Regions from separate parts of the Mus musculus genome. Here region 2 is linked to region 1. The links are chromatin loops, found by intact Hi-C in ENCODE. Cell type or tissue: gastrocnemius. All regions are shown on one strand. Links, peaks and the distances in the headings refer to the core of each region. The heading gives the core; the rest is flanking DNA. Region 1 holds the start of Eif4g3 (eukaryotic translation initiation factor 4 gamma, 3). Region 2 overlaps Eif4g3 (eukaryotic translation initiation factor 4 gamma, 3).

Region 1 (10,308 bases), core at 2,430-7,429:
AATGGTACTCTGCTGGAGGCCTTGCTGACTCTGGGACAAGCAGAGACCCGAGCTAAATCCATCAGAGGACCTCCATGTTCTTAGGCTCAGTGAGGGGAAGACAGCCTACTTGTCTAGCAGTATGCTGTTGTGAACTACTTCAAACCCTAGACACCATGGCTGTGTTCTACAGTACTTGGCATGGCTTCTCTCAAATGCAGCAGAGTTCTGACTTCCTCCCAGGCCCACACACATCCAGCCAAGTAAGAAGGCCACCACCGGCCACTAGTCTGCTCACACACCACCTTTCACAGGCACAGGAGACCCTGGAAATGTAACTAACTTCCCTGCATATCAGTACCCTTGTCTGTGAAACAGACAACACCTACCTTATTAGAGGCCTTGGAAAACTTAAATAGAATCCTGCATGTATGACATCTAGCAGCAGATACTGAAAATGAATATTATCCAGATCTAGTTATCAGAGAGGGAAATAAAAAAAAAGAGAGTGAAAATTACACACTTCACCACTTCAGACCAGCTTAATGTCCATGGAAGAGAAGATTTAAAAAGGAAAAAAAAAGGGGGGTGGGACAACAGGAGTATTGCAAAGATAGAAAGAACACTCTTTTTTTTTTTCTTTTTTTTTTTTTTTTTTTTTTTTTGAGACAGGGTTTCTCTGTGTAGCCCTGGCTGTCCTGGAACTCACTCTGTAGACCAGGCTGGTCTCGAACTCAGAAATCCGCCTGTCGGGCTGGTGAGATGGCTCAGTGGGTAAGAGCACCCGACTGCTCTTCCGAAGGTCCGGAGTTCAAATCCCAGCAACCACATGGTGGCTCACAACCATCTGTAACAAGATCTGACGCCCTCTTCTGGAGTGTCTGAGGACAGCTACAGTGTACTTACATATAATAAATAAATAAATCTTAAAAAAAAAAAAAAAAAAGAAATCCGCCTGTCTCTGCCTCCCAAGGGCTGGGATTAAAGGTGTGCGCCACCACCGCCTGGCTGAAAGAACACTCTTGACAAAGGAGCCAGAGACACAAGTCCTCTTCTGGTTGACACAGGTCTCTAGTTCTGTTTCTAAAAAGAACCTACTCTGTCTCACTGGCTTTTACTGGTTGCCCCCAAACAGTAAGATGATTCACCAGAAATGTGTCAGTAGCCCTGAATCACACCCTGTTAGGAATACTGTATTCCTAACATATGGGAAAAACTTTCTGCTCAAATGGGCACATAACTCTAGTTTATTCATCCAGAATTTTCTGTAAGGTGGGCAGCAGTCTCAATATAAAGATATGGGATGTTAATGGGGAACCCAGGAACCCTCTGAAAAACTTCAGCATGACAGTTTTTTATGAAAACGTCAGTTATTTTGTCAGCCAGAGAAAGGATGACCACTGTCAATATTCTCAACAGAGTCACCTCAACCTCAACGGGGAAGCTGAGCCAAGCACACCGCAAGACAAATATTCTCAAGCTGTGACTTCACCAAGCACAAGTTTCCAGCGGGTTTGTTAAGAAACTCTCAGCATACTCTCCTTGCGTTTACAACTGTTCATGTTAGCTTTCTGTCTCCTTCCAGGCCTGCCATCCCATCTCCCCCTCAGCTAGAGACCAGCCATTGACTATTTCCAATCAGTGTGGCCATTTCTCCTTCAAGTGGCTGGGGGGAGGGGGGGGGGAAGGTTGTCCTGCAGTGCAAATCTGATGCCTGCTTCCAGCTTCAAGTTTACATGCAATTCCTGTGTTTTCAACACACCTTGCATTTCGACGAACACGTGAACACTCAGTACGAATGAAGGACACCTGGCCATGCAACGCCTTCCAACACATTTTCTAATACACTGCTTAAGCTAACTAATTTGCAGCAACTGTACCCACACACACCCTGTAAGGCAGTGGAGTTAAGCCATGGGAAGAGCCAACGCCAGCTCTGTGCTCTAACTCCAAGTGCTTCAACGGCACTGACTTACTGCACGCAGGTGTCTGCATAAAACCCAAATTCCCACATGCCCTGCAGTTTGAAAAGCAGAGTTGCTCTACTGGGTTTCTGACCTCTTCCAGTACCAGGTGACAACATTTTCCCGCTGCTGCGTTCTGAGCCGGCCGTAGCCCACGCTTCCTTTACTATCTCGATAGATGCTTATTTAGCTGTGCGATCTTGCCGGAGTAAAGCAGGAATTGTAGAATACATCAAGTATAAAATGTCAGCCGCCATGACATGGGGCAAAATAGAACCTCCAAGCAGCACGGCTGGCTCCAAGGTTGCCATGAAGGGTTTAGAATAATCTTCTCTGCAGAGAACACCTTATTCCTTCCTGTTTCCCAACTGCATCTTCCTTCTATTTTAAAGAAAAGATAAAAATCTAACTGGAGGTCCAACCACGACTTCCAAGTTGTAACCAGCTTCAAGTTTTTCCAGTCCTTCAGCTGTGAGCTCTAAGGAGCAAAAGCATACTTGGGATACTCAGCACCCCCGCTCTGTATCCAATGAAGCCACCAACTTCACCAAGCGCTGTCACGTACAACACTATGATCCCTTACTTGCTGGTCTGTCTGTCTGTCCAGAACACACAGTGTGCAATCCCTCTGGTTAACTCCCTAACAGCTTAAAGAGGCAGGTAAGGAACAACTCACTTGGTCCGGAGACAGAAACCTACCAACACAGACAGACCATCAAGAAAAACAACCCTAAAATTAGAACGGAATTCGAAGCAAGTATGAAAGTGAAGCTAGGTAGACTGAAGCGACCCAATTCTACCCCGAAGCAGGCTGAACGGCCGACCTGCTCCTTCACAGGCCAATAGCTGCGCATGTGGGTCAGAAGCAACTGGGTTCTCCATGAACACGCAACATTCTCAGCCGCGAGCAAGCGAGAAACTGAACAGAACTGGGCAGGGTCAGAACATTATGAAATCACTCCACACATAGCACTGGAGCACTAAGATGTGGACTAACAATATGTAAAGAACACAGAAAGAACGCTGGACAGAAAACAAACAATGACCTGAGGTGACCCAAGAAGGGGAAGTGTTTTTCCCTTCTCAAAGTAATTGATACAGACAAGAATCAAACTACACAGAAATGACTAGCCCCAACACCACTTACAAGTCAAACACAAGAACCACACAGCACTGGGAACATCCAAAAATCATTTGTCCATTTTTCACAAGTCCAAGGATGGGGGGTGGGGGCGGGGGAGATGATGAAATGTTATTCTCAGATAGGTAACAACACCTCTGCTTGCCCATCGATGGTAACGCACACCTTTAATCCCAGCATTCAGGAGGCAGAGGCAGGCGGATCTCTTGAGTTCAAGGGCAGCTTGGTCTACAGAGCAAGTTCTAGGGCAGCCAGGGCTACACAGAGAAACCCAGTGGGGATCCAAAGGAGTATCACCTTCCTTTACTCCATAGGAGCTGTGAATTCGACGTTTTATTCTGACTTAAATACCAGGTACCAAGATTTTTCAATCAAAGCTGCCCCAACTTCTATACCATGAAATTAAGACACATTCAAAACTAAGACCCTTCCTTGGGAGCCCTGGTACCCTCCAGACACCACCCTACGGAGCAGCAAACTTACTAAAGCCCTTTAAAAAAGATATACAGCGTTAACACCAGTCTTAGAAGAAGTGAGACTTCTGGGGGTACTGGGTAATGTGAGTTAACTTCCTCTTCCTTTAGAAAGGTCAAAGACAGGGAAGCGCCCAGTGTAACATTTCCTCCTTAGCCGGCTCCACCACAAGCCACAACACAACTCTAATTGCTTAAAAAAATAAAATACGATAAAATAAAATAAAACAAAACACTAGCGGGGGGGGGTGCTTTTTGTACACTTGCAGTAAAGACTGAAGACCCAACTTACCTCAGGAATGAGCTGATTCGTTTCCAACAGAAAATTTAGCAATAAACTTTGCTATGAATCCTAAATAATAATTAGAGAGGCTACCGAGCCCCGCAGAAGGCAGGGCCTCCCAACAGTCAGAAAAGCCTTGCCCGCAGGGCTGGTCCTAGGCACCAGCAAATTCTGCCCAAGAAAGGGGAGGGAGCAGCCAAGGGCAGGGTTCCCCCCAGATCCACAAGAGCTGCAGAGGCACGGCCCGGTGGAGCTAGTAGTGTTCACGGTACCGCAGAGGGTCCCGGGGTCCCCAGCAATGCTGTCACCGGTGCACCCCAAAAGCTCGGGTCAAGCCGGGAGCAGAGCGGCTGCCCGTCCCTTTTCTGGCCGGGCTATGACGGCAGGCAAGGAGGTTCCCACCGAGGGTCGCTCTGGACCGCCGGAAGGTGAAAAGGATACTGTTGGGGCGCCGGGGTCTGGAGGGCCCTGATGTTCGGGTGAGGAGGGGCCGCCGCTGCCGCTACTGCCGCCGCCGCCGCCGCTGCCGCCGGATGAGGAGGCGGTACCGCCGCCGCCGCCGCCGCTCCGGTGCCGGGTCCGGTTCCTGCTGCAGCCGCTGAGCCTGATTTCAGAGCCGGTTTCTGCGGTAAACTCATGGCAAAGCGAAGCCACCAACCCCCCCAGAGCGGGACCGGGCGCGCCGGGGTGCAGGGGCCGGGGGCAGCGGAGGGGCGGGATGGGGGCAGACCCGGGGAGGCGGCGGGAGCGGGGGGCCGGGGGGAGGCTGGGAGGAGGAGGAGGAGGGGGCCGGGACCGGTCACACACGCCCTCCGCCGCCGCCGCCTCCGCCGCCGCCGCCGCGGGCAGCAGCAGCCGCCCCGCGGGCCAGCACCACCGGCTGCCGGTCTCCGTGACAACGCGACCCCGGGGAGGGGGGGGCCGGACCCGGCAGGGGCAGGAGGCGGAGAGACCGGACCTTTCACGGCAATATCCTCATGGGCCGGCGGCGGGGGGTCTCTGTCCCCCTCCCCGGGGGAAGCGGCGCCCTTCTCGGTAGCGGGGCTCGGGCGATGCGGACGGATTTTCTTCACTCAACGAGCAGAGCATCCAACATGGCGCTGCGGCCGCCTCCAGCAGTCCGGCAGGACGGCCGCTCGGAGCTTTTCGGCCCTTTTCGGAAGGACTCGGCAGACCGAGGGTGGCAAGCTCTCTCGGCTATTTCCGGAGACCGCGAGCGGCCGGGCTTCTTCGGGAGCGCTCGGGAGCGCCTTCGGCCGCTGTTCGGGAACGCCGCAGGAGCTGACACTCTTTCTCGGGAAAGATCGGTGATCCGGGACGGCTGAGGATCTCCGCGGCGCGGTGCGGAGCTGAGGGAGAGACCGAAGGGCACGTCTGTAGGGAGAGAGCTCAGCCTCGAAGAACAATAGTAACGGCACCCGAGGCCGCGGTCCGTCGAGACCTGCCAAGCAAGCGTCGAGAGGCGGCGGAGCGGAAAAACCGAGGCGCTGCGGAGGGAACCGCTAAGCCAGAGCACAAACCGACAGTTAGGAACCCGCCCGCCTCAAGGACTTATTAACATAACAGATGCCACTCGCCGGCCCTTGACGTCGCCAGCCATGGGCATTATGTCGACACGTCGTCCTCAGATGCCCAAAGTGCGAAATGGAACGAGGAGCCCCATTTTGCAGAGGAGGCCCCGGAGAAGAAAAGTGACTGCCCCAAGGTCGCCTGGCTGGGAAGGGATGGAGCGGATTCAGAAACGGGATCCCACCTTCTCTAGGATGAACCTTACCCTTCTAGGATGCAAAATGGCCTGCCTTGCCAGAAACTGACCCTAAGCTCTGTAGAGTGGATATCTTCCCACAGTCTTCCCCAAGACTGGAGGGGCCTTTGACTACAACCTGTAGTCGGCTGCCCATCTTCTTTTGCTTGGCTAACTCCTGTGGATAAGGTCTCCTCCCCCCACATCCATTCACACTTTGCACACCACACCTGCGCCCCTCAATAGAGGCATTGTCCCCAGGACACAGTAACATTGACAGAAAAGGAGTCGCAGACACCTCCGAACTGTGCAGATATGGAGTACTGCATTAGCTCATATAATCCCAAGAAATAGGTAAATACCTATTCTTACAAATGAAGACTCTGGGGTCCAAAGAAGTTTAGCTATCATCTACACTATTAAAAAAAAATTTTTTTTGAGGCAGCTCAAAGCTGACAGGAGACTTTGCCAAGGTCACATGACCAACGTGGACAGAGGTAAAATTAGTGTCCTGTGTCCTGTGTGCTTGAGTTGCAAACGTTAGGACCCAAGTGCAGACTCCAGAATTCACTCAGGAAAAGTCTGGTGTGCGAGAGGTGTATACAGTCCCAGCATTGAGGTGAAGACCAACAGTTCCCTGAGGCTCACTGGTCACAGCCCACTCCATCTGATGAGTTCCAGGCCAGTGAGAGACCCTGTCTCCAGAATAAAAGGTGACAGCACCAGAAGAAGACACCTGAGGTTGTCCCCTGGTCGCCATACACATGAACATACAAACAAGATTAGTGTCCTGACTCCTGCTACATTGGTGGGTTTCAGAGTTGGGGTGGTCGTTGGTTTCTCTGGGTTTGTTGGCTTGCTTGCTTCTTTTTGAGAGAGTCTTAAGTAGCTCAGGCTAGCCTCATCTCTCCACGTGCCTGAGGATAACCTTGAACTCCTGCTTGTCTTGCCTCTACCCTCCAAGTACTAGAATTATAGGCACTCACCACCGGGCCCTTAAAAAAAAAAAAAAAAAAAAAGCTTTACATGTAGTGGGTGACAACCCCTGGGAGCCCCAGATGTTCTCTGTAGGCTAAAAGCTAGGTGGCAGGCTCCCCCATTGCCTCATTGCCTCTAGCTACCTGAGCCTCCACTGCATTAGAAGGAAAGCCGCCTTCCATCTCTTGACCAGGCACAACAGCTACTTCCTACTCTGGCATCCTCCACCATATGAAAATTTGTTATACCAGGTTACTTAAGTGTGGATTTTCCACTCCTCTTCAGGCTTGACTAACTCCAGGAAAGACTCCCAAGTGGTCCTTTCTCGGCCCCTGGAGTCTCATTTCAGATTCTGAGAACCTGAGTCTCGGGCATCTTTATCCCAATCAAAATCTGTTCCCAGCAGAAAGATCCGACTTCCCCGTTTACTCTCCGCTGATAACAGATTGATAATTGCCTAATTGTTATTCTTTTCTGAGCTAGCTTCCTTTTTTATCTTAATAATAGCTACAAGCATCATGCAATTAGTATGTGCCGGGGGGCCTTTGCTAAACATTTTGCGAGCATTATCAACCTCAAACAGGACAGATCCTGGGCAAAATAATGTTAAAGTCTAGATAAGATTCTGACCTCAGGCAATCAAGCAGGAGGAGCTGGGAGAACAGAGTCAAAGAGACAGGCTCTCTCCATTCACCCAAAAGCACGACCTTAGGGCCAGGGCTGTAGATCAGCAGTTGAACAATTATCCTCTGTTCACTCCTTGCAAAGCTGACCCTGCAGTCACGGTTGAGTGCTCACCTACACTTGTATTTGAGTACAGAAATCCGACCCTTCTAGACACACCCACATCCTACAGAGCAGCAAACACTAAACACCTACTATGTGTAGACACCTTTCATAGGTTAACTCATCCCCCCTGACAGCACTGGAAAATTCGTGGTACACCTCATTCACCCACAAAGAACTTAAGACTCAAGGACATCCAAAGGCAATCTGTATGACATCTAAGAGGAAGGCCTGGGCTTCGAACCCAAGGACCTTTCAGACACCTTGCCCTCAGCATAGCAACCCTATCATCAAACATAGACACTGGCAAGAAAATCTGATCTGGGGCTGAAGAGAAGGCTCACAGGTTATGAATACTGGCTGCTCTCCCAGAGGACCCCTGTTCAATTCCCAGTCCACGGGGCAGCTCACGCCTTTGAAACTCCAGTTCCAAGGGATATGATGCCCTCTCCTGGCCTCCTTGGGAACTAGACACGTACATGCACAGATAATAGGTAAAACACCCTTATACATAAAAACATTTAAATATCTGATTTCAGCACCTTGTCCACTAAGCTCTCCATGATGGTGTCAAAACAGCTTAATAGGTGAAAGCCCCTGCTGTCAGGCCTGATGGCCTAAGACTCCCCAGGCCCCACTCGTGGAATGAAGGTAGCAGAAGCAGGCCAGTGTGTGTGGTGAGAGCTTAGTTGCCAAGAGATTAAAGTGGCTACTAAGGTTAAAAGAAGAGCCCCAGAGCTGGGCCACAGTGATGCATGCCTTTAATTCCAGCAGAGACAGGCAGATCTCTGTGAATTTGAGATCACCCTGGTCCATATAGTGAGTTCCAGGACAGCCAGAGCTAAAACAGAGAAACCCTGTCTCAAAAAGGAAGAAAGAAAGGAAAAAAAAAAAGAGCCTGGTTTATTAAAGGATCTTGGATTTAGGCTAAATCTTGAAGGCATTTGGTAGTAGAAGGAGGAATTCACAGTATTCAATTCATGAAAGGCTCTTATTTTTATTAAATAGTGGGGAAGGAGGAGTTATGTGTTTATGAATGCTGATACCCACGGAGACCAGAAGAAGAGACCAACTCCCCTGGTGCTGGAGTTAACAGGCTTTCGTGAAGCCACCTTACCTTAGTGCTGGGAATTGAACTCAGGGCTTCTGAGTTCATAAGCTGTACACACTCTCTACCACGGAGCAGTCTCTCCAGCCCCTAGAGAACATTTTTAATCTCCGTGAGCCTAAGTTTTCCTCCTCTGTGAAACCCGCTCCACCTCCTGGGGTTTGGGGAATAACAGGGAACACTTACCCAGGGATTCCCTGGCACACAGTAATTTTTTTTGGTACACTTTACCCATTATGATTCATTTCTGCAGAGACATTTCATTGCCCTTTAAAAATCCCTCTGATGTGGCAAGCACTCAGATGGGCTATGAAATTTGAATGACTTAATTGTAAATTGCCAGAGGATTTTATGTTACCCCACAGGAATCCAGACAACCCAAGGCCTCACCACATAGAGAGCAGGGCCAGAATATCCTAGAACACGCACAGCGCATGCCCATGAGGAGTGCGGTCGCTTTGGGCGGCTGTCTGCTATACCCAGAGCCCACAGCAACCTGTGGCAAAAACCTGAATTCCCTATGAGCTGAAAGTACACTCATGGATACTCTCAGGGCATTGCTACATTGCTGCTGGAGTAAGTGTGAACTGGTACTGGGCTCAGAGGGCCCTTACATTTCTTTTTGCTTTTTTCTCTTCCTCCTCCTCCTCTTCCTCCCCTCCTCTTCCTCCCTTCCTCTTCCTTCTCCTCTTCCTCCTCCTCCTCTTCTTCCTCCTCTTCCTCCTCCTCTCCTTCCTCCTCCTCCTCCTCCTCCTTTTTTGATGCAGGCTCTCCCTGTGTTATCCAGGCTTCCCCTCTAACTCCTGTACCCCAGCAATTCTTCTGTCTCAACCTTGTAAGTAAATGGGACCAAAGCCCCCTCCCCACACGTCCCGCCCGTACGTTCTAGAAGCCTTCCTTCTTTCCTTCCTCTTCTTTCCTGCTCTCCTCCCCAGTGTTGTGGTAAACCCAGGACCTCATGCATAGAAGGCAAACTACCAGGGACCTACAACACCAGCTCTGATTAATTTCCCCCTCCCATCCATTTTTGGTTTTTGAAACAGAGTCTCATTCTGTGAGCCCAGGCTGGCCAATTCCTTTCTTTAGCCCAGGCTGACCTCTAACTCAAGATCATCCTCCTGTGCTGGGATCACAGGGCACAGCCAATACACATGGTTCCTTCTTCTATTGATGTAATTTGTTCTGTTGGTGGCTTCTGTTGTTGTTAGTTTGTTTGTTCGTTTGTTTTGGAGATGGTATTACTATGAGACAGGCTACAAATTGACAGTTCTCAAGCTTCAGCTCCTAAATGTTGCAATTATGAGAGAGAGAGAGAGAGAGAGAGAGAGAGAGAGAGAGTGTGTGTGTGTGTGTGTACAAGTAAAAGCCACTATGTCCATGGAGGCCGGAGGTCAACATCAGGTATCTTCTATTGCTCTCTACTTATTTTTTGAGACAGGGTCTTTCACTGAACTTGGAGCTTACCATTTCAAAAGGCCAGCAGGCCAACAATCCCCCAGCTCTGCCTGTCTCCACCCCATCCCCCACCACTGTCCAGGACCATTCAATGAATGCAGATAAGATCCAGAGTCAGGCTCTTATGCCCACACCGTACTTTCCTTTCACTTATTGGTCCCCACAGCGCCTTCATTCCTCCTTGCCCCTCCCCCAGCTGGGTCTTACCGAGTAGCCCAGGCTGGCCTCAGACTCCAGAGAGCTGGGGCTCACAGGTTCACCCATCATCCCTGGCTCCAGTCTGACTTTTTTATTTCCAAAGAGGACTAGCCTCTTTTCTCTCTCTCTCTCTCTCTCTCTCTCTCTCTCTCTCTCTCTCTCTCCCTCTCTCTCTCTCTCTCTCTCTCTCAGATTTATT
Region 2 (10,308 bases), core at 3,168-8,167, 70 kb before region 1:
TGGGAAGAGCAGCTTTTAGTTACAATTACTTTAATGTTTCCAGGTGCCTACCACCCAGCTCTAATCTGAGCAAGACTTGATGTGTTTTAAGAATCTGTCATTTTGACTCCTAAAGACAGAGCACTCCTTAGAGAGCCTGCATGGTACTTCTGTTCAGTGTGATGTTATCCTTCTCAAAGAACCAGCCACTCTCCAACAAGTCTTCATTCCTTACAGCTTTTAAGAGTTAGGACCAGCTAAGTGGAAGACAAAAATCCCTTGTATATGTACCCAACTTTTTGATATTTCATTTTTTATATAAATACTAAGAAACTTTATAATCCCTCTTTGGCATTTGTCTTCAAATGGTTTATTTAACCTTCTGCTTTTATTGAAGTTGAAGTTGTCATAACCATTCTCAACCTACAAGAAACAAGAGTGATACCTGCAGGTTGGCCCTTCGTACTCAGATCTTTCTGGGCTAGCTTCCAGGCCTTCCTTCCCTTTCTAAAGGTTGCCAAATGGTTATGTAAATGAGCCAGCTGGCTTCTGAGTCACCAGTTCTGTTTCCACCTTCTCCATTTCAAATGTGAACCTGGAAGTCCTCTCCAAACCCTTAACAGCAGTCAGAATTTTTAGTCACTCCTAAACATGGCAACTGGACAGCTGACCTCCCTCACTACAGGGGAGTGGCTACTGACAACTGTTGTTCAAATACTAATTTCTATAAATTGTCTGCTTGGTAACTCAAAGTACGTCTCAGTAAACCTGCTCAAGATTCCTACAAGAAGACAATCTTCAGGCTCTGCAGCAGGCAGGCCCGGGCACCGTGGCACACCGTGGCACACACCTGTAATCCCGGCCATAGCAAGGATGATGCAGGAGGACGGGGAACACGGGGAGCTTGGGTTACACTGCAAAACTCTCAAGCAAGCAGGCAAACAAACAAAAACCAAGTCTGCTGACAAAAGCATCTTTAGCAACCACATCCCCTAAGTAGACGCCCTAAGAACAGAGAACCAAGTGATGAGGCCCTGAACACAGGCAGCTACAGCCTGGACAGCATTTCCTTCTCCAGGTCATTCATCTTTTGAGACTAAGGGAACAACATCAATAACAAAGAACAACAAATAACAAAAAGTACCAAGCAGACATTCTATATTAAGGAATAACTTGAGGTTACAGGCAATGGCATCAGAGAATTCATACAAACTCCAGAATTGACAGGGAAGGACACCCCATGACACTGGACCTCACATCCTGAGCTGCATCCTGAGCATCCTCCAAACACTTCCGTCTTGGCACTAGCACCTTGTCCTTCCCTTCCCTAGCTGCTTCGTCAGTATTACTCTCCAGAGTACAGCAGCCTCATTTAAAGCATTTGGCTGATAAGATAAACTCATGTTTTGTTTTGTTAACTACATGCTCCTTAACTGATGGGGTTACTTGCTGAAGGCCAACGTGAACTCTATGGTGGCCTGTCTTTGAGAGGATGGGCAACCACAGACATGATCAGAAGTAACAGGGCCTTAGGAAGATGGAGTGCAGTGCTACCTGGGGATGCAGCACTGTGGACAGCGAGCAGCAAGCAAACTTCTTTACCTGCGAAGTCTGACAAAATACTGGACACAGTATAATTTCATTCATATATATATATATATATATATATACACACACACACACACACACATATATATAATTGCACACACACACACACACACACACACACACACACACACACACGTAAAATAGTGGTCCTCCATTGGGTACAATATTGGGTACAATTCAGTCGCCGGAGACTTACTCTATGTAAGAAAAGCAAATCTAGCCCATGGACTAATGGACAGCTTAGAAACGACCCTCGCACCTGAGAGGCTTCGACTGGAGGCCATCTGTGGCAGTTTGAATAGTTCTGGCCCATAGGGAGTGATGATGGTGGAGGAAGTGTGTCGCTGCGGGGATGGGCTTTGAGGTTCTATGCTCAAGCTAAGTCTAGTGCAGATTAGTGTCCTCCAGGCTGCCTGGAAGCCAGGCTCCTTCAGCTGCCTGTGGATTAAGATGTAGAACTCTCAGCTCCTTCTCCAGCACTGTGTCTGCCTGGATGCTGCCATGCATCCCACCATGACAATGGACTGAACCTGAAACTGTAAGCCAGTCCCAATTGAATTGTTTTCATTCTTTAAGAGGTGCCATGGTCATGATGTCTCTTCATAGCAATAGCTCTATCTAAGTTACATAAGAAGTTGTCTCAAAAGAAAGGAAGAGAAGCCAGGCAGTGGGGGCACAGGCCTTCAATCCCACCACTCAGGAGGCAAAGGCAGGAGGGATCTCTGAGGCCAACCTCTTCTACAGAATGAGTTCCAGAACAGCCAGGGCTACACAGAGAAACTGTATTGAAAATAAAAAAGAAGGGGAAAGAAGCGTTTATACACTGCTCTTTCCAGTTCACAGGCTTTCAAATTGCCTTCCTATCTGCTCCTTTATAAAGGCAACAGTCCTTTATTGAGTCGCCTCACCCCTTCTTACAGCCCTGCAAACCTCTCCTCTCAGCAAACCCGGATTAAACTCAGACCAGGACTCTGTATGGCCATGGTACTTGTTCCCTCTGCTGACCTTTCTGCCATGGTCCTATCGGTACACCCCAACAGCCTGCTCAAACACATGCGTGCAGAGGGTGTTTCTGCCAGAAACAGTACCAGTACTTTGGGTGATCCAGCTGTGTTCCTAGTCACCTGTGGCACATGCTGACTGATCCCCAGCCTGGCATTCTTAACAAAAGACAGACAAAGACGCCTCTACTTGTATTTCTCCTTCCCAAGATTCACCCGGATGTGCTGACTTCTCTGAGGAAATAGCAAGGTCTGGAAGTATAAAACAACAAAACAGAAACAGAAACCAAAAATAAAGATATGAAGCATGTGAATGCCTCGCTAGAGTTCTAGAACGTGGCAGCGCTGGAGCTGAGCTGCTGCTCAAATCTGCAGAAAGTACAGGTGTCCACTGAGGAAAACCTGCAGGGGAAAGGACGAAGACTGCTTTTAAAAAAACTTACTCAAAACACCAAGTGACAGCAAGGGGGGTAAAAATCAAGCAATGTCCAGTTGTGTCCAGAGATCCTGCTCTTTGCCCTGACAGAACTTAGGTGAAAAGGGGGGCAACAATCAAAAGTGGGGCCCAGAAGAAAGACAATGAGAAATGCCCATGAAACCACCATCAGTTTGACTCTTGTAAAGTCCCTTCATTTTCTAACAACACTGACGTGACACTTTGAGATTTCCTATGTGGGTTCGACCAGTGTGGATGGTGTAGATTTCCCAAGCAGAGACTTACCCTTTGGTCTCTCTGTGTGCAAACAGGGCAATGACCACTTAGTCACTACTCTTAACAACAGCACTTAAAAGCAAGCATGGAATTGTTTTAATCCCTGGGCTATTTTTGCAACTGTGTGCAATACAAGGAAAGGCACAACGAAATCACCATCCAAAAGCTGCTCTCACTTGGTTCAAGGTAAGGTGGATGAGGCAGGACTAACAGGGACTCACTGAGAGTCCTTCTTCATAAATAACTGCAGGTGCCCTGCCAACAAAGGCAAAAGGTGACAGGCTGTGGAAATTCCCAGTCTTGTCACATAAAGCCACCACGAGTAGAAATAACACCACACTCCTGCATCATACCACAGCAAGCCATTGGTTGTTCAGGTATTTATAACCTATTCAGGTTTTTTTGCTTCTCTTTTAGGGAACTTGGCCTTATCCTGCCAACTTGGCCCCCAAGGGCTAGGGTTACAGTCAGGAGCCAAGACAGCAGGACATTTATTTAATGACAATGGCAAAGACAGCTGACTGTATTTGTTCTAGCCAAACATGATGATATACTGTAATTCTAGCATATTAGAGACCAAGACAGGAGGACTTTGAGTTCAAGGCCCCACCCCCTCAGTTAAATGGTAAATTCCAAGCAAGCTTGAGCTACTCAAGAGCCAGGCTCAAACAACAAGAACAACAAAAAAAAAAGACAAAAGTTTGTGAAATTTTTGTCAACAAATATTTTTTTTGTCCTTTTTTAAAATTTTTTCAGAGCTGAAGACCGAACCCAGGGCCTTGTGCTTGCTAGGAAAACCCTCTACCACTGAGCTAAATACTCAACTCCCAACAAATATATTTTTCAGTATGATAACATATTATCAAAAACAAGCAAACAGCAGCCAGCACCAAGAGAGCACGAGTGCTGTCAGTGCTCCAGCAGCAAGGAGCCTTGCGATGCTGCCCCAGCTGGCTTCTAACAGCCCTCCCTCCAAAGACTCGGTAGACAGGAGGGAGCAGGGGGGAGGACTGAGCTGCGGATCAGCAGTTAGGGACACTTGGTGCTCTCACACACGATGCAAGTTCTGTCCCCAGCACCGGGTCGGGTGATTCAGTCATTACTGACTAGTTCCAGGGGATCTGAGCCCCTCTTCTGACGTCCTGAGCACCAGGTATACACGTGGTGCGCACACACACAAGTGCACAGATGTGAAGGCAAACACCCCAACACATACATGTAAAACACTTTTTAGAAAGATGGAAATGAAATATAAAAACTGCAAATTTTACTTTGTTTTCCTTTTTTAAGAACATTTAACATTCATCTATTTTGACAATATATGATTAGGAAAAAACTTCTTGTTAAAGTCATAAAATTGTAACTTTGTTTTCCTCATAAAAATGAAAAATTTTAAATATACAAAAGTTTCCACTAAGTAAAATCGTTAGTTGTGTTAATAATAAAAAATAAAAAGCTGGGCCTAGTGGCAAAGCCTCTAATGTCTGTTACTGGAGAGACGGAAACAGGAGGACTGCAGCATCAGACACCTGGGGAACAACTCAGTGAGACCCTGCTTCAAAACGGGAAACAGAGGACTGGGAAGTCGCTTAGAGAATGCGCTTGCCTGGAGCAAGTGTGCATGTGCTTACACATGCAAGCGCTCAATATCTCCCTCTCCCCCACACACATGCATACGCATGCACACACGCTCGATCACTCTCTCACCCCCCCAACACACACACAAGCGTGTTCTCTCTCTCTCTCTCTCTCTCTCACACACACACACACACACACTCACTTACTTACTAGGTAACTCAACAAATCAGGTGCAATCTCACAGACAGACAATAAAAACACCAGGGCAGTAACTGGCAGCCTATTCATGGCTTCCTGGCTATTCATGTGTTCTGGCATCTAAGGAGAGCTGGAGGAACAGCAAAAGGTTGGTTCTTGTGGCCTTACAACTGACAAGGGCCAGAACACGTCCTTTCTTGAACGCAAACTGTGCCGTCCTAGCAAGTCCTGACTTCCTGGAAATTGAAGAGCTGTGAACCAGCTGTGGAGCTAAGGAGCTGTCTCCTTATTTACCAATCACCCTTGCTTGCCTTTCAGCTCAAAAGTCACCCTGTTTGCCTACGATGGGAAAATGAATCTGGCTCTATAAATATTTCAGCATCTCAGCTGGCACACTGTTGTCAACGGAGGATGCTACATAGGCAACACTGCAAGAGATTTTGCCTTCTGGCTCCTGTGGTCCTGAAGTGGCTCCAAGCCCTGGCTTCTCTCCTATCCAGATCCCTGATAGGCACACCTTGTCCTGTCCAGATATGGGTAAGATATCTTCAGCTGTAGTGAAGATTTGGGAATCTTGGTTCCTTTTTAAAAATATAGAAATATTACAGGACCATGTTTTCATTTTAATCCTAGGTGTGGGAATATGGGCTGCTTCAGATTTCCCACAGCAGCTGACTATGATTTGCCTCATGCTCTGAGTCGTGATTCTGCCAACTGTGGCTAGCTTCTGTGATAGTGTGACTAGATGGCATTTGGAATTCTGGAGACTTTTCAAAGGGTATATAAATGCTAGAGCCCCAAAGGTTGTTGGTTGAAGTTTCTTAAATAGATGTGCTCAAAGAAGAAACAAACAGAAGAAATTACCTACCCTGACAGCAAAGATCAAACCTGCCCCAAGAAACTCGAGAAGCCCCCATCAGCAGGAAGTAGTCGAACCATAAAGCCCCTCCATTTTAAAACCTAACTATGTCAAGGGATCTCTTTCCTTTCCTCTCTATCCTCTTTTCTCTTTTATGTTTCTCTAGTGTTACGGGATTGAAAGGGTAGAAGAAAGAAGAACACAAAACGTAGCAAAAGCTAGCTAACACGCTGGGGCGTGGTGGTGCACGCCTTTAATCCCAGCACTTGGGAGGCAGAGGCAGGTGGATTTCTGAGTTCCAGGCCAGCCTGGTCTACAAAATGAGTTCCAGGACAGCCAGGGCTATACAGAGAAACCCTGTCTCAAAAAACAAAAACAAAAACAAAAAAACAAAAGCTAGCTAGCTATAGGCAGCAGTGCCCAGCAGCCAACAGCTAACTAACTACAGCAACAGGCAGCAGTGCCCAGCAGCCAACCGCTAACTAACTACAGCTACAAGCAGCAATGCCCAGCAGCCAACAGCTAACTAACTACAGCAACAGGCAGCAGTGCCCAGCAGCCAACAGCTAACTAACTACAGCTACAGACAGCAGTGCCCAGCAGCCAACAGCTAACTAACTACAGCTACAGACAGCAGTGCCCAGCAGCCAACAGCTAACTACAGCTACAGACAGCAGTGCCCAGCAGCCAACAGCTAACTAACTACTCAGGCAGCTTTTTAGTAGTAGTGTTCCCCTCCTGAGCACAGCCTTCCCTCACCAGCACAAAGGGAGAATTGCAGCAAGCTCTAAAGGGTAGACGGGCCACCAGAACCCTCAGCAGGTCACAGCACTCCCTTTAGCTACCCAGAGAACCAGGAAGGGAACACCATCTACTCGAACAGGTTACCTTTCTGTATCAGCACTCACGAAGCAGAGGCAGGCAGATCTCGGAGTTTAAGGCTAGCTTGATCTACAAAGTAAGTTCCAAGACAGTCAGGGTTACACAAAGAAACCCTGTCTGAGGGGGTTTGGAAGGGGGGTGATTTTCTGTCAACACAAAATAGAGAAGTGCAATTGAGAAAATGCCCAGGCCTTAGTCACTATTTTATTGCTGTGAAGAGACACTATGACCACGGCCAGCTCTTCTAGTTTAACTGGGGCATGCTTACACTTTCAAAGAACAGTCCATGATCATCGCAGCACGGAGCACAGTGGCATGCAGGGCAAGTAGAGAAAGGAACTACATCCTGATGTGAAGCAGGACAGGTGGGTAGACTCAGGCAGGCAGGCAGACAAGGCAGGCAGACAGGTGGGTGGACGTAGGCAGGGAGACAGATAGACAAGGCAGGCAGACAGGTGGGTAGACTCAGGCAGGCAGGCAGGCAGGCAGGCAGGCAGGCAGGCAGGCAGGCAGACAAGGCAGGCAGACAGGTGGGTAGACTCAGGCAGGCAGGCAGGCAGGCAGGCAGGCAGGCAGGCAGGCAGACAAGGCAGGCAGACAGGTGGGTAGACTCAGGCAGGCAGGCAGGCAGGCAGGCAGGCAGACAAGGCAGGCAGACAGGTGGGTAGACTCAGGCAGGCAGACAGACAAGGCAGGCAGACAGGCAGGCGGACAAGGCTAAGTAAGACCACCCCTGGTGACATACTTCCTCCAATGAGGCCATATGTGCGAGCCTATGGGAGCCAGTGTTCTGTCCATTAGGCTTGAAGCCAAGCCTGTGGTGTTTTCCTGGTTGATGAGTTATGTGGCCCACCTCACTGTGGGTGGTGGTCCTGGTTACTATAAACAAGCCAGTTAAACAAGCCACGAAGAGCAAGCCAGTAGGTGTTTCCTCCACGTCCCCTGCCTCCCTTCAATGGCATACTGAAGTCTATAAGCTGAAATAAACCCTTTCCTCCAAGTTGCTTTTGGCTAGTGTTTTATAAAAACAATTAAAAGCAAACCAACACGTTTTAAAAACTGGGACAAGGTCTTCTTGCACTTTCTGTTCAGTGAATCTGAGTCTGACTGACTATAAAGTTGACAGAAGGCCAAGAGCTTTCACCGCTGGGAACTGCAACCTATCCACCCAGTGTCATCACAAGCCCAGGACCATGTGCACCACACCAGCTCTTTGTGAGAGATCAATATGAAAGAACAAGCTTTGCCAACACTCCACAGGACAAAATACTGTGCCCCCCAGAGACCCTTCCGCCATGAGTACACAGCTCACCATCAGCCACAGGAAACCAGCTTCTGCATGCCTCTGCCACTCGGACACACCAGAGTCCTTTTCATTCAAAATATCTTGACTTCAATTCGCTATACTCAATTCATTATACTCAATGTTCCCTCAAAATGCTGCAGTTTTTTTGACTTGATGAGATTCAGACTAATGCACTTTAGCTACAGTTTAAATGCTGCTGTTCAAAAGCCTATGTTCATGGGGCTGGAGAGATGGCTCAGTGGTTAAAAGCACGGCCTGGTCTTCTAGAGGTCCTGAATTCAAATCCCAGCAACCACATGGTGGCTCACAACCATCTGTAATGGGATCTGATGCCCTCTTCTGCAGTGCAGGTGTACATAGAGCACTCATAAATAAATCTAAAAAAAGTCTATGTACACAAGTAAGAGTTTAAGTATTTAAAATGCAAAGTTCTATTATGTAAAAACAAGCCTATTCATATATTCCTTAATACAGCAACAAACTGACTATAGTCTAGCAAATTATAATTCCTATTGTGAACATTCTATACTTTAAACTATGACTGACATTCCAAATGTAATAATCTCCAGTTTTATAATTATTTTTTCTTAATTTTAGAAGCTTCGGTAATGGTGAAGCTCCAAAACACCTAAACTATGAAAACAAAAGTTTCAAATGTATGTAGGCTAGAGGGGTGACTCAGCAGCTGCAAGAACTGTCAGGGTTCCAGAGGACCAGGGCTCCTTTCCCATGCACAGCTCTTTTTTTTTTTTTTTTAAAGATTTATTTATTTATTATATGTAAGTACACTGTAGCTGTCTTCAGACACTCCAGAAGAGGGCATCAGATTTCGTTATGGATGGTTGTGAGCCACCATGTGGTTGCTGGGATTTGAACTCAGGACCTTCAGGAGAGCAGTCGGCGCTCTTAACCACTGAGCCATCTCGCCAGCCCCTCCATGCACAGCTCTTAACCACCGAGACATGAACATGAGATTTCAGGGTACGGACCAGCGGGACAGGATCTTAGGGAAGGGCCGGGGATAGAGGAGAGCCACTGACGTCTTAAAGCCAGATGAATGTCTGTCCTGCCCTGAGTAAAACCCACTGAGAAATCTCCAGTACATAACAGCTAACCACTGAATTAAGCTAACAAGGCCCATGAGCTCTTGGGAAGAAAGAAACCAATAAACAAGAACTCACCCAAGTCACCCATAGAAAAGATAAACAATAAACAATAAACAAGAACTCACCCAAGTCACCCATAGAAAAGATAAACAAGAAACAATAAACAAGAACTCACCCAAGTCACCCATAGAAAAGATAAACAAGAAACAATAAACAAAAAACAAGAACTCACCCAAGTCACCCATAGAAAAGATAAACAATAAACAATAAACAATAAACAAGAACTCACCCAAGTCACCCATAGAAAAGATAAACAAGAAACAATAAACAAGAACTCACCCAAGTCACCCATAGAAAAGATAAACAAGAAACAATAAACAAGAACTCACCCAAGTCACCCATAGAAAAGATAAACAATAAACAATAAACAATAAACAATAAACAAGAACTCACCCAAGTCACCCATAGAAAAGATAAACAATAAACAATAAACAAGAACTCACCCAAGTCACCCATAGAAAAGATAAACAAGAAACAATAAACAAGAACTCACCCAAGTCACCCATAGAAAAGATAAACAAGAAACAATAAACAAGAACTCACCCAAGTCACCCATAGAAAAGATAAACAAGAAACAATAAACAAGAACTCACCCAAGTCACCCATAGAAAAGATAAACAATAAACAATAAACAATAAACAATAAACAAGAACTCACCCAAGTCACCCATAGAAAAGATAAACAAGAAACAATAAACAAGAACTCACCCAAGTCACCCATAGAAAAGATAAACAAGAAACAATAAACAATAAACAAGAACTCACCCAAGTCACCCATAGAAAAGATAAACAATAAACAATAAACAAGAACTCACCCAAGTCACCCATAGAAAAGATAAACAATAAACAATAAACAAGAACTCACCCAAGTCACCCATAGAAAAGATAAACAATAAACAAAAAACAAGAACTCACCCAAGTCACCCATAGAAAAGATAAACAATAAACAATAAACAAGAACTCACCCAAGTCACCCATAGAAAAGATAAACAATAAACAATAAACAATAAACAAGAACTC

What was found. Peaks named below come from ENCODE experiments on the same cell type or tissue, not always from the same donor. Only the 100,000 strongest peaks of a DNase experiment are listed, where the experiment ranks them.
Region 2: it touches region 1 in a loop (5-fold over the local background); 2 of 42 quality-filtered maps call a loop at or near these places.

The regions. Positions count from the first base shown.
Region 1 is chr4:137,988,118-137,998,425 of GRCm38, reverse strand. It overlaps Eif4g3 (eukaryotic translation initiation factor 4 gamma, 3), which reads right to left and starts at 4,970. Exons shown (of 35, transcript NM_172703.3): 1 at 4,799-4,970; 2 at 4,282-4,444. In gastrocnemius, for the core only: no CTCF peak of the experiment used is centred there; a DNase peak (open chromatin) is centred at 5,008; H3K4me3 peaks cover 3,341 bases; H3K27ac peaks cover 3,413 bases.
Region 2 is chr4:138,059,049-138,069,356 of GRCm38, reverse strand. All of the region lies in intron 3 of Eif4g3 (eukaryotic translation initiation factor 4 gamma, 3), which reads right to left. Among named protein-coding and RNA genes, the nearest start is that of Eif4g3, 71 kb to the right of the region's middle. In gastrocnemius, for the core only: no CTCF peak of the experiment used is centred there; DNase peaks (open chromatin) are centred at 4,315, 5,529 and 7,611; H3K4me3 peaks cover 2,055 bases; H3K27ac peaks cover 4,819 bases.